2 separate regions of the Homo sapiens genome follow, and region 2 is linked to region 1. Evidence: chromatin contacts called from ENCODE Hi-C or POLR2A ChIA-PET data. All regions are on one chromosome and are shown on one strand. The core of a region is the stretch at or near the end of the contact, and the rest is flanking DNA. Distances in the headings are between cores, read along the strand shown. Region 1 holds the start of SRRM3 (serine/arginine repetitive matrix 3). Region 2 holds the start of SSC4D (scavenger receptor cysteine rich family member with 4 domains).

Region 1 (3,967 bases), core at 1-2,500:
TGTTGTTTTTGTTTTTTTGTTTTGTTTTTGTTTTTGAGACAAATTGAGGCTCTGTCACCTAGGATGGAGTGCAATGGAGCAATCTTGGTTCACTGCAACCTTCGCTTCTCAGGCTCAAGCCTTCCTCCCACTTCAGCCTCCCAAGTAGCTGGGACCACAGGTGCATGCATGCCACCACATCTGGCAAATTTTTGTATTTTTCATAGAGACAGGGTTTCCTCATGTTGGCCTGGCTGGTCTCAAACTCCTGAGCTCAGTGATTTCCCACCTCAGCCTCCTAAAATGTTAGGATTACAGATGTGAGCCACTGCATCCAGCCAAAATTTTAAAATTTAAAAAAATAATTTAAAATCTCCTGTCTCCATTAGGATGTCTCTCACACTACACCCTCCTTTTTTTTTTTTTAAATTTTTGAGATGGTGTCAAAAAATGACAGCCTCTGTCATTCAGGCTGGAGTGCAGTGGCGCCACCATAGGTCACTGCAGCCTCAAATTCCTGGGCTCCAGCGATCCTCCCACCTCACCTCCCTGGTGCCTTTTATTTTATTTTATTTTATTTTATTTTTGACCCTAAGTCTTGCTCTTGTCGCCCAGTCTGGAGTGCAATGGTGCGATCTTGGCTCACTGCAACTCCGCCTCCCAGATTCAAGCGATTCTCCTGCCTCAGCCTCCCAAGTAGCTGAGTAGTTGGGATTACAGGTGCCTGCGACCACGCCTGGCTAATTTTTGTATTTTTAGTAGAGACTGGGTTTCACCATGTTGGCCAGGCTGGTCTCGAATTCCTGGCCTCAAGTGATCCTCCCGCCTCAGTCTCCCAAAGTGCTGGGATTATAGGCGTGAGCCACCGCGCCCAGCCCCTGGTGCCTTCTTTAACACTGGGTGGGAAGAGAGTGTCCTGGCGAGGCCTCTGCACACCGACTGCATTTCCCAGATCCAAACTAATAACCTCCCTTGCCCCAGGCGCCTTCCAGGGCTGACATGCCTCCTCTCGCAAGTGGGGGAAACAGATGTCCCCGGGGGCTGGGGATAGGGGCGGGGGTGTGGGGAGGTGAGGGGCGAGGGGAAGGGGGGGAGGGGGGCGAAGGGGGCGGGGAGGAGGGGGAGCCGGCCGGGAGACGGCCCGGCCCAGCCGCCCGGGCTGTTGCCTCCGCTGCGGGCGTTCCTCCAGGCCTGCGGAGGGCGCTGCGGGCGCGGGGCTGGGCCGCTCTGGCTGGCGGGCGAGCAGAGAGGCGCCTCGGTGGCGGTGCGCTGTCCAGCATTTCAGCAAGCGGCGGCAGCACCCGCGGGGAGGCAGAGGGTGCGGGGCCGTGGGGGCCGCGGAGCTGCCCTGCCCAACTCAGCCCAGACTAGGCGGCAGCCCGGACCGGCGGGACCCGAGGGCCTGGCCCCAGCGCCCGGTAGATCGCGGCGGTCAGCGGTGAGGTGAGAGCGCCTGTGGGGCGGGGGCATATCCCCGAGGGGCTGGGGCTGGGTGGAAGCTCGGGCCTCCCCAGCACCCCCGTGGTCTGCAGGCTCCCCCGAGCAGAGGGGCAGTGTGGGAGGTCGGCGAGGGCGTCTGTCCGGGGGTGCCAGGCGCCCGGGGAGCAGAGATGAGGAACATTCATTTCACTGAGAGGGATGGAGACAGTGGAGACCTTTGGGGTCATGGGCAGGACTCCCCTGGGCATAAATGACCATGGCCTAGTCCATGAGGGTGCCAGGGAGGCCCCCCAACCGCAGTCCCACTGAGGAGAAGGACCTGCTCCCCAGGGAAGGGAGGACCGATGCAGTAACCCTGTGGAGATGCTGGTCACTGGCCCTGGTGAAGGGAGCAGGCCCCCACCTGGATGCTGGGCCTCTGTCCAGCAGGAGGTGCCGGCCCAGGGGACAGCCTGGCCCCTTTCCCGGCTACCCAAATGCCCCTAGGGAGGCAGGAGCTGGCAAGGAGAACTGGGTCTCACAGGATGGCATTTACTCTTGCACTGGGAAGAGGATGGAGGACACAGAAGAGAAAATAGCTACTAGGAATTTGGGAGGGGGTTCTCTGTGCACACCCCCCACCCCAACCACGGACGCCCAGAGAGAGTTTCTAGCCCAGAGTTAGACCTGCGCCAGAGTGAATTCCTGGTAAAGAAGAGAGCTGAGAAAAGACGCAGCCTCTGCCTTGCCTCCGCCTCCCCCTCCCTCCCAGGGCTCCTGCCTGGACAGTGTTGAAGCCTCCTGCAGTTCCTACTCCTGACAGCAGATCCATTGTGGGGAGAGATTTAGTGGGAGGAAGGGAAGGTTGTACCAAGGTCTGACGTGGTACTTCAATGCCTGTGCCCTATCCCAGCCATAACTTCTCGCTGTCCTAAGACCTCACTCACCCTAGCATCGGGGGCTTGAGCTGGTCTTTTGTCCCATGGCAAGAGAAAAGGCAGGTGCTGGGCTTTGACGGAGAGACGTGCACAAGTTCCTCTGTCCAGGGAGCATCTTAAGGTCATGGCCCCAGTTTGTGCCAGCTTCTTCCTCAGTCAAAAATAGGACCCAGCTGGCTAGGAAATTGTTCCCACACAGCAGTAGCTTTCTGGTTCCTTAACTTTATGCCCCATCCCACTCTCCTGTGGGGTGGAGGAGGTATTCTTGAAGACTGACTAAAGAGTCAACTGGGTTTTAAGAGGTAGGGGTATGTGGGTTGGGAGTCATGGACTCTGATGTCAGAAAGACATGGGATCAAATCTAGGTTATGTGACCTCAGGTAAGCCATTGACCTTTCTGAGTCTGTTTTCAATCTGTAAAACAGGTGTAGTGTTAGCAATGTCTACTTTGCTGTTGAAAGAAATAATCTGGATAAGGAGATGGGAGACTACTTTTACGGTATAAAATGCTGGGTGAGTGTTAGTAAATAGGAGACAAGTAAGAATTTCTTAAAGAAGAGCTGGATAAATGTGGAATAGTGTTCAGTGATATTTGAAGCACATTTTTCTGTTCCCAGAGGAGATGAACAGTGGTTGAGAGCCTCATGCCCAGCTCCATGCTGGGCACAATGCAACGGTTGACTCAGCTAATCCTCACAGAAGCTTCATGAGGAAGGCATCATTGTCCCTATTTCATAGCTGAGAAATGAAGCTTGAGTGACTTTCCCAAGGTCATGAAGCCACTCGCGCTGTCCTCCTGGAGGCAGGAGAGTTACTGATGACCTGTCCCATCCTCTGAGTATCAAGGCCCAGTTCAATGCCAGTGTCTTGATTTATGATGCCAGCTTTACAGGTGGGGAGCCTGAGGCAGGTGGGTGAGGGCATACAGTGCAGTAAGGAGGTGACTCCCACAAGGTCACTGGGATACTTAGAGGTAGAATGTGCCTTGAACCGGCCAGCGGGGTGCCTCTACCCCGTCACACCTGCCAAAGGGGGGGTCTGGGTCTGACAGTCCCATCTGCTCACTGCTGCACCCGTTCTGCACCTCCTCTGCCTCCCAACCTCTTGCTGACCTCTGCCAGCCAGTGACTGCTCCTTCCTTTCTTAGTGGTTCACCCTCACCTCCTGAGATGGTCCATGGCCAGGAGCAGCTACTAGCGCTGCTGGGGTCAGCCTCCCTTCCTGACTTTTCTCCCTCCTCTGCCCATATTTTATTGTCCCCCAGGGACAAAATCATAGCTCTTCCTGTCTCAGAAGCCTTCCAGGGGCACCAATGGGGAGGTTAGAGAAGCCCAGCCCCTCTTTCTTCACTCCTACACATACACTGAGCCTCTGCCCATGGTCCTGTAACTTCGTATACATGATCTCATCTCATCCTCACATAACCTGGACCCAAAGGTGCTGCTGTCTCCCTTTCACATAGGAGAAAAACAAGGCCTGAAGGTGTGATGGGACTTTCCCAAAGTCACAGAGCAAGGTCTTGGTGCAACCCAACCCCACTGCCTCAGGACCCCAGGATGACTTCCACAACACCACTCTGCCCCCGATTCTCCAGGCTCCCCAGGGCGAGAATCAATCCAGGCACTGTAGGC
Region 2 (3,967 bases), core at 487-2,986, 210 kb after region 1:
GGAAGGAGAGATGCGAAGGATATGTGGGAGACTGAACTGGCAGGACTGGGCTACTCTTGGTGTTGGGGGTCAGGGAGCTAGGAGCATCCATTTGGCTCCCAGCCACCCTGATGGGGACTTTGTAGGAGGCGGCGGTAGAGAGGATGGTTCTGTTTGGGCTACACTGAGAGTGGGACTGGGGGACATGGGTGCTTGTCCCAGAAGGAGCTCCCCACCATCCCTCCAACCCCCTCCTCTCTCTGGCTTTACCTGTGCCCTGGTGTACAAAGTCTGGTTGGGGAGAAGATGAAAGCCTATCTGGATGCAGACACAGGGATTTCAACACCCCATTCATGGGGCCCAGGACAGCCCCCAGTGGAATAATCACCTTTTGTCCTCCTTCTGCCTGGACTGGGGACAGCTGGGAGATGGGAGCTGAGAACCATGAGGAGGGGGAAAGACACAGTCCAGTCTTTGCTTGTTGTGGGGGGGCACATAGTTATCTTGGCCTCCTTTTGCCTCCTGGCCTCAGTGCCACCCACTTCTCAGGCTGCTGGGATACTGGCCCCCCAGGCCAGATCAGCCCCCACCCTGGGGACAGGCAACTTCCAGAGACCCTGCCAGGAATCCTCAGCTTCCCCACCTCTATCCCCTGCCACCTCAGCCCAGGCGTGAGGGAGAAGGACCCCCGATCCTGATCCCCACAGATTTCAAATCCCAGGTGACCCCAGAGCCCTCTGCCAAGCCTGCCTCCTACCCTCCCAGCTCCAAGGTGGGCCCCTCCAGTCTGCTCCTGCTTCACGCCCAAGGGAACACTGGCAAGACAAGGCTTCATCCCTCCCTGTCCTTGGTGATTAGGGCTCTTGAAAGCCCTCCCATCCCTTCATATCCCTTTCAGAGTCCATCTGTTGCCTACATTTTCTACAGTACAGCCGGCAGCCTAACACAGCGGTTCATATTGCAGCATCAGCTCCACCATCTCCTAGCTGTATGACCTTCACCTTGCAAAGCCTCACTGTTCTCATCTGTAAAATGGCTTTCGTGATCCACTTACCCCTTATCATTTTTGCCAAGTTCAATGAGCAAATGTTTTCACAAGGCTTAGCCCAGTGTCTGGCCCACTCTAGGTGTGGTAGCTATTGTTATCATTACTGTTTCTCCATCGAGACTGCAGACCCTTGAGGGTGGAAACCAGATCTCATTCAGTGGTTGCCCTTGGCACAGGGTGGATACTCAGGAAATGTTTGTTGAGTGACTGAATCAAGGTGATGGCTACAGAATCATAGAAAACAGCAGCCAGAAGGGGCTTGGGAGATTAACAAGGACAATTTCCCATCTGACCAGTGGGAAATGGTTGCCTCTCTCTCTCTCTCTCTCTCTGTCTCACACACACACACACACACACACACACACACACACATGCATGCACACGCACACACACACAAACACTCCAGCAAAAGTGAAGGATTCATACCTGGGGGAATGTTCTGGGCTCTTTCTGTCCCTTCTTCTACAGTCAATCCAAGATCGAATCACTTTGTCTGCCCCTGGAAGTTTAGGAGGAGGAAGGATCTTCCAAATGGAAATCAACACAGGCGTTTCTTCTTTTCTTTCCACAGCTGGAAGGTGAGCAGAGGCAAAGTCCCTGTCCATGGAGCTGGCTGGTGGCCCCAGCCTGTCCCCATCCGACCTTAGGGACAGCAAGAAGCAAAGGGGAGTGGAGGTGGCCGGCACCAGCTGGAGCGGCCCCAGAAAAAGGGCACCCAGGTGGAGGCGGAGCTATGTGGTTGGGGGAGGCATGGACTCTCAAGGCCAGGCAGCCCCTCCTCCCCCCACAGCCCCCCCACCCCAGGGTTCAGGTTTCAGGAAGGCCTGGATAGGTCTCCACCCCTTTGCAGGGCAGCCAAGCATCCTGATCTTTGGAGGTAGCCCTGATCCAGCCCAGGAGTCCCGCCTGATGATGTCCCGACCCACATCTCAGCTGAGGGTTTGGAAATGGTCCCAGGAGCCACAGTGTATGGAGTGGGTTTCCCACATAGACAGGACCTCACAACCTCACTTGGGGGCTGCTGATTTTGCCTTCTTTTTTTTTCTTTTTTCTTTTTTTTCAGACAGAGTCTCTCTCTGTCACCCAGGCTGCTGGAGTGCAATGGCACGATTTCGGCTCCCTGCATCCTCCGCCTCCCAGGCTTAATCAATTCTCGTGCCTCAGCGCCCGAGTACCTGGGATTACAGGCATGCACCACCATGCCAGGCTAATTTTGTATTTTTAGTAGAGACTGGGTTTCTCCATGTTGGCCAGGATGGCCTTGAAATCCTGACCTCAAGGGATCCGCCTGCCTCGGCCTCCCAAAGTGCTGGGTTTACAGGTGTGAGCCACCGCACCCAGCCTAATTTTGCCTTCTTGTGTAGTTCTTTTTTTTTTTTTTGAGATGGAGTTTCGCTCTTGTTGCCCAGGCTGGAGTGCAATGGTGTGATCTCAGCTCACAGCAACGTCCGTCTCCCCGAGTTCAAGGGATTCTCCTGCCTCAGCCTTCCAAAGTGTTGGGATTACAGGCATGAGCCACTGCACTGGCCAAAAAAAAAAAATGTTGAGAAGCTCCTGAGGATCAAACAAATTGGGGACCAGTCCCAGCTTTTTATGGTGAGGCTGGGAAGACTGAGGCCAAGGGAGGAAAACAGGTGGCATGAGTGTGGGCCCGGCAGGACTTAATTTCCTGACTCCTGGTCATGATGCTGTTTCCTATTTCTTGGAAAAAGAAAGTACTAGATGTACCAGGCGAGGTGGCTCATACCTGTAATCCCAGCACTTTGGGAGGCTGAGGTGGGCAGATCACTTGAGGTCAGGAGTTCGAGACCAGCCTGGCTGACATGGTGAAACCCCGTCTCTACTAAAAATACAAAAATTAGTCAGGTGTGGTGGCGGGTGCCTGTAATCCCAGCTACTCGAGAGGCTGAGGTGGGAGAATCGCCTGAACCCGGGAGGTGGAGGTTGCAGTGAGCTGAGATCGCACCACTGCACTCCAGCCTGGGCAACAGAGCAAGACTCCATCTCAAAAGAAAAAAAAAAAAAAAAAAGAAAAGAAAATACTTGATGGAAGGCTGCCATCACCATGCTGCAAAATCTCCACGCCCCTGCTGCCCGCACCTGTCCTTCCTCCCTCCCTCCTCCCCTGGCCTGGGGAAGCCCCTTCCCTGAAGTCCAGATTCCATTCCTTCCGTCATCTCAGGGACCTCTTTCCCTCCATCTGCACATCTATCTGTCTTCCATGTTCAGCTGCTCCTTCCCAATCAGATTTTTCGGTTCCTAAGCAAGCTCTCGTCTTTCCCATTAAAGCAAACAGTGGCCAGGAGTAGTGGCTCATGCCTGTAATCCCAACACTTCCGGAAGCAAAGGCAGGAGGATCGCTTGAGACCAAGAGCTCAAGACCAGCCTGGGCAACATAGGGAGACCCCATCTCTATAAAAAATTAGAAACATAGCCGGGCATGATGGTGCGCACTGGGCTGTAGTCAGTTACTTGCAAGGCTGAGGTGGGAGGATGACTTGAGCCTGGGAGGTTGAGCCTGCAGTGAGCTATGATTGTGCCACTGCACTCCAGCCTGGGTGACAGAGAGAGACCCTGTTTTAGGGGAAAAAAAAAGAACGATGATGAGTTATTGCCACCCACCTATGAGAATGGTTGAAAAAAAAATAGTTGGTGATATCAAATGCTAGTGAGGATATGGAGAAACTGGGTTCCTCACACATTGCTGATGGGAATGTAAAATGGTCCAGATACTCTGAAATATAGTCTGACAGTGTCTTAAAAATCTAAATGTACATTCACCATATGAACTAGCAATTGTACTCCTGGGCATTTATCCAAGAGAAATGAAAACTTACATCTTCACAAAAAAAACCAGTATGTGAATGCTCATAGCAGTTTTATTTGTAATAGCCAAAAACAGGAAGCATTCAAAATTTCCTTTAGCTGGGTGAGGTGGCG

The links. A loop is a pair of places that touch in the nucleus more often than their neighbours do. ChIA-PET counts read pairs that join two places held with the same protein, here RNA polymerase II (POLR2A). Pooled maps may share reads with other maps.
Region 2: a loop to region 1 is called in a pooled map, with 1.8 times the contacts of the local background. The contact joins the promoter of SSC4D here to the promoter of SRRM3 in region 1. A Hi-C loop is called at or near these places in 1 of 168 maps with a recorded cell type or tissue (CD8-positive, alpha-beta T cell) and 4 of 50 pooled maps. POLR2A ChIA-PET finds 5 or more read pairs at or near these places in 1 of 52 experiments (H1).

What each region holds. Positions count from the first base shown.
Region 1 is chr7:76,200,646-76,204,612 of GRCh38, forward strand. It overlaps SRRM3 (serine/arginine repetitive matrix 3), which reads left to right and starts at 1,251. Exons shown (of 15, transcript NM_001110199.3): 1 at 1,251-1,422. RefSeq lists a silencer at 1,098-1,337.
Region 2 is chr7:76,407,961-76,411,927 of GRCh38, forward strand. It overlaps SSC4D (scavenger receptor cysteine rich family member with 4 domains), which reads right to left and starts at 1,737. Exons shown (of 11, transcript NM_080744.2): 1 at 1,454-1,737. It also overlaps a transcript of ZP3 not described here.